2 separate regions of the Homo sapiens genome follow, and region 2 is linked to region 1. Evidence: chromatin loops called from intact Hi-C (ENCODE). Cell type or tissue: MCF 10A. All regions are shown on one strand.

Region 1 (2,500 bases):
TTTTTTTTTGAGACAGAGTCTCACTCTGTCGCCCAGGCTGGAGTGCAGTGGCGCGATCTTGGCTCACTGCAAGCTCCGCCTCCTGGGTTCACGCCATTCTCCTGCCTCAGCCTCCCGAGTAGCTGGGACTACAGGTGCCCACCACCACGCCCGGCTAATTTTTTGTATTTTTAGTAGAGACGGGGTTTCACCATGTTAGCCAGGATGCTCTCTCAATCTCCTGACCTTGTGATCTGCCCACCTCAGCCTCCCAAAGTGCTGGGATTACAGGCGTGAACCATTTTTTTTTTTTTTTTTGAGATGGAGTCTCGCTGTGTCACCCAGGCTGGAGTGCAGTGGTGTGATCTCGGCTCGCTGCAAGCTCCACCTCCCGGGTTCAAGCGATTCTTCTGCCACACCCAGCTAATTTTTGTATTTTAAGTACAGACGGGGGTTTCACCATGTTGCTCAGGCTGGTCTGGAACTCCTGACCTCAAGTGACCTGCTCGACTCGGTCTCCCAAAGTGCTGGGATTACCAGGGCCTGCGTTTAAATTCCAGCTCTAATGTTGATTTGTTGAGGGGCCTTGGGAGGAGCTATAGAGCTCCCTATGCCTCAGTTTCCCCATCTGTCACAGGCCCGCCTCTTACAGCTGCCATGGAGATTATATGAATTAGTATTCATTCATGTTTAGCAGGGCTCAGCGTGCAGCACATACCTGAGCCAGTGCCAGCGCTGTCCCGGGGTGGGGTGAGCCTGATGAACCCTGGGTGTGACCTTGCCCGCCCCCAGGACCTTCGCCCCGCTCTGGGAGGTCTTCCGCGTCTCCTCGGACAAGCTGGCGCTGTGCCACCTGGAACTGACACGGAAGTTACAGGATCTCATCAAGGACGTTCTCCGCTACGGCGAGGAACAGCTCAAGACCCACAAGAAGGTGTGTGTCGTGGGCGCCGCCCAGCGGCTGGGTGGGTGTGGAACACCGGCAGCTCACAGGACCCCAGATCTTCTGGGGCTTTATAACCTGCGGATGTCCGCCTCCGAGAATTCCGTTAATTCCACAACGTCAAGCCCAGGGTCTTACGGACCTGAGCGTTGTTGAATTTCAAACTTGCAAAATTCCAGACCAGGAGTTAGCACACTGTGGCCCACGGGCCAAATCCCGCCCACCCCCCACCAATGTTTGTACAGCTAAGAAGGGTTTTTTTTTTTTCTGCTTGTTTGTTTTTAAGAGACAGGGTCTCACTCTGTCACCCACATGCAGTGGCGTGATCAGAGCTCCCTGCAGCCTCAAACACTTGGGCTCAAGCGAACCTCCTGCCTCAGCCCCCACAGAATAGCTGGGACTACGTTGCACGCCACCATGCCTGGCTAATTTTTAAAAAATGTTTGGGCCTGGCGTAGTGACTCATGCCTATAATCCCAGCACTTTGGGAGGCTGAGGCAGGAGGATGGCTGGAGCCCAGGATCCTACAGGAGTTTGAGACCAGCCTGGGCAACATAGGGAGACCCCATCTTTACCAAAAAAAAAAAAACACCCAAAACTACCCAGGCATGATGGCACATGCCGGTAGTCCCAGCTACTCAGGAGGCTGAGGTGGGAGGATCACTTGAGCATGGGAGGTCGAGGCTGCAGTGAGCCATGATCATGCCACTGCACTCCAGCCTAGGCAACAGAGAAAGACTGTCTAAAAAAAAAAAAAAAAAAAACAAGAGAGAGAGATGGGTTATCACTGGTTTTTACATTATTAAAGGGTTAGAAAAAAATCTAAAGAAAAATAAAATTTCACCACATGTGAAAATTGTATGACAGTCACATATCAGTGCCAGTAAATAAAGTTTTATTGGCACAGAGCCATGCCCATTGATGTGCCTGTCATCTGTGGCTGTTTGGCACTGCAGCGACAGATTCAAGTGTTTGTATCAAGCCAAACACATTTGCTATCTGTCCCTTTACAGAAAACATTTGCCAACAGCTGTTCTAAAGCATTGGAAGTTACAGATATTCATATTTACTATTTTTACACTCTTATAAACCTAGAATCAGAAGAACCATCTTAGACTCTTAGAATTCCACAATATCCAAAGCTTATAATTGTAGAATCATAGATGCATTGTCTTTACAGAGTTCCAAAATCTGCATGTTTTTATGTCTTGTTTAAAAAGGGGGTTGGTAATACTTTGTTTTTGTTTTGTTTTGTTTTGTTTTTTTGAGATGGAGACTTGCTCTGTTGCCCAGGCTGGAGTGCAGTGTGCACAATCTCAGCTCACTGCAATCTCCATCTCTTGGGTTCAAGCAATTCTCCTGCCTCAGCCTCCCAGGTAGTTGGGATTACAGGTGTGCTGGTGCACGCCTGGCTAATTTTTTGTATTTTTAGTAGAGACAGTGTTTCACCATGTTGGCCAGGCTGGTCTTGAATTCCTGACCTCAGGTGATCTGCCCGCCTCAGCCTTCCAAAGTGTTGGGATTACAGGTGTGAGCCACCGCGCCTGGCTTTGCTGATTTTTAAATTTTTTGTATAGA
Region 2 (2,500 bases), 370 kb before region 1:
GCAGCCAGGAACACGGCCACCCCGCACAGGGCGAGCACCCGCCAGGCACGCCCGGGCTCCGGCCCCGGCTCGGCCATGCCGCGGTCCACAGCTCTGGCCCCAGACGGCCACGAATATTTAATTGGCACCTTGGGGCGCCAGGGACACCCACGGTTCCGCCCAGCCTGGCCGTGGCTTCCCAGGCCGTTGGGAGGGGTTGGACCCCCTCCAGGGGCTGGTCCATCCCGTCGAGCCCAAGAAAGGACTAGGGGTTCTGGGTTCCTGCATCCCACGTGCTGCCCTCTGTGCCTCAATTTCCCCCTTTGTGAAATGGGGAGAGTATTAACTCCTGCTTGGTAGGGCTTGGTAGGAATCAAGCTGGCACATCTGTAGGAAGCGCCAAAGACCGCATCTGCAAACGAAGTGCTTGGCTATCATTTGGGGATATGTCGTTTCCAATATTTTTTAATCTTAATTTTGTGTGTTTGTGTCGCCCAAGCTGGAGTGCAATGGCACAATCTTGGCTCACTGAAACCTCCGTCTCTGGTTGAAGCGATTCTCCTGCCTCAGCCTCCTGAGTAGCTGGGATTACAGGCGACTGCCATCACGCCCAGCTAATTTTTATATTTTTAGTAGACACGGGGTTTCACCATGTTGGCCAGGCTGGTCTCGAACTCCTGACCTCAAATGATCTGCCCACCTCGGCTTCCCAAAGTGCTGAGATTACAGGCGTGAGCCCCCGCGCCCGGCTAATTTTAATTTTTTTTGTTTGATTGTTTTTTTGAGACAGGGTCTCGCTATGTTGCCCAGGCTGGTCTTGAACTCCTGGGCTCAAGCGATCCTCCCGCCTTGGTCTCCCAAAGTGCTGGGATTAAAGGCGTGAGCCACCGCATCCGGCCTGTGGTTCCCATTCTGTTGACGGGGTAACCGCATTGGGAGATGGGAGGATACTCCACTGACTTACGGTTGGCAGAGTTTAGGCTGCCACGCCGGCTGTGAAGAGGACCGGAGGGTAGACAACAGGGTGGACCGGCCCCGTCTTCCCGCCTGCTCGCCACTGGGCAGCCAGAGGGCGATCTTACAACGTGATTACAATTGGGCTCTGGCTCCCCTTCCCTCTTAGAATACAACCCGTTCTCCCCTCCCCTTCCTTCCTCCTACTCTCCCTCCTCCCCCTCCTCCCTCCTCTTCCTGTTTCTCCTTCTCTATCTCCCCCTGCCCCTTCTCTCCCTCCTTACACCTTCAAGGACCTGATCACACCTTTAAGGTCATTTTCTTTTCACTCCTTCCTGTAGCCTCCCCAAGGTTCTTCCACCAAGTGCATTCCCATCGCAGGGCCTTTACACCTTCTCCTCCTCTGCCTGGCTAATTGCTGCTCTGCTAACAGGTCCCCTCCTACAGAAAGTCCCCCTCTTCAACACTACCTCCTTTTGATCAGCTCCTAGGGCCCTAACATTAAAAAGGTAATGGCAGGCCGGGCGCAATGGGTCACGTCTGTAATCCCAGCACTTTGGGATGCCGAGGCGGGTGGATCACCTGAAGTCAGGAGTTCGAGACCAGCCTGGCCAACATGATGAAACCTCATCTCTTTTAAAAACACAAAAATTAGTCGGGTGTGGTGGCGGGCGCCTGTAATCCCAGCTACCTGGGAGGCTGAGGCAGGAGAATGGGTTCAACCCAGGAGGGGGAGGTTGCAGTGAGCTGAAATCATGCCATTGCACTCCAGCCTGGGCGACAAGAGCAAGACTCTGTCTTAAAAAAAAAAAAAATTAGCCAGGTGTGGTGGCTGGCGCCTTTAATCCCAGCTACTCAGGAGGGTGAGGCAGGATAATCTCTTGAACTCGGGAGGTGGAGGTTGCAGTGAGCAGAGATCGTGCCACTGCACTCCAGCCTGGGTGACAGAGTGAGACTCTGTCTCAAAAAAAAAAAAAAGTAATTATATATTTATGCGTGTGACTGATTCTCCCCCCCACCCCCGCCTTTCCCATCAAACTGGGTGATCTTCCCCTTCACCCTCTGAAGGTTCCTTGAAAAATCAACTCACAAAAGGAAGATTAATAGGAGAAATGAGGCAGAGGTGGGAGGATCACTTTAGCCCGGGAGTTTCAGACCAGCCTGGGTAACACGGTGAGACCCCATCGCTACAAAAAAAAAAAAAAAAAATGAGCCTGATGTGGTGGTGTGCACCTGTAGTCCTAGCTACTCAGGAGGCTGAGGCAGAAGTATCGCCTGAGTCCAGGAAATGGAGGCTGCAGTGAGCCGAGATCGCACCACTGCACTCCAGCCTGGGCAACAGAGTGAGACCATGTCTCAAAAAACAAAAAAAAGTCTATTCAGGTATGTTGATAGACTTTAGTCTTTCTGCCTGTGATATGAGTTCAGTTAATGAAAACTCAAAGAATCAGAAGTAATTGTTTTCTTTTTTGGTGGGTCCAGAATTTAGGCGTGTAAAAAATAAAATAAAATTTTAGGACCTTCCAGATTTATTATGTCAAGGGGTAATAGTTAAGCCCTGGAAACT

Evidence for each region. Hi-C counts contacts between places; a loop is a spot of excess contacts. Peaks named below come from ENCODE experiments on the same cell type or tissue, not always from the same donor. Only the 100,000 strongest peaks of a DNase experiment are listed, where the experiment ranks them.
Region 2: a loop joins it to region 1, with 8 times the contacts of the local background. A loop is called at or near these places in 2 of 110 quality-filtered maps.

Annotation. Positions count from the first base shown.
Region 1 is chr19:17,765,898-17,768,397 of GRCh38, forward strand. FCHO1 (FCH and mu domain containing endocytic adaptor 1) reads left to right here. Exons shown (of 29, transcript NM_015122.3): 7 at 772-913. Among named protein-coding and RNA genes, the nearest start is that of FCHO1, 16 kb to the left of the region's middle. RefSeq lists an enhancer at 321-858. In MCF 10A, a CTCF peak has its summit at 941; a DNase peak (open chromatin) is centred at 884.
Region 2 is chr19:17,394,082-17,396,581 of GRCh38, forward strand. CCDC194 (coiled-coil domain containing 194) reads right to left here and starts at 115. Exons shown (of 4, transcript NM_001395222.1): 1 at 1-115. The coding sequence starts at 77. In MCF 10A, a CTCF peak has its summit at 1,051; a DNase peak (open chromatin) is centred at 1,060.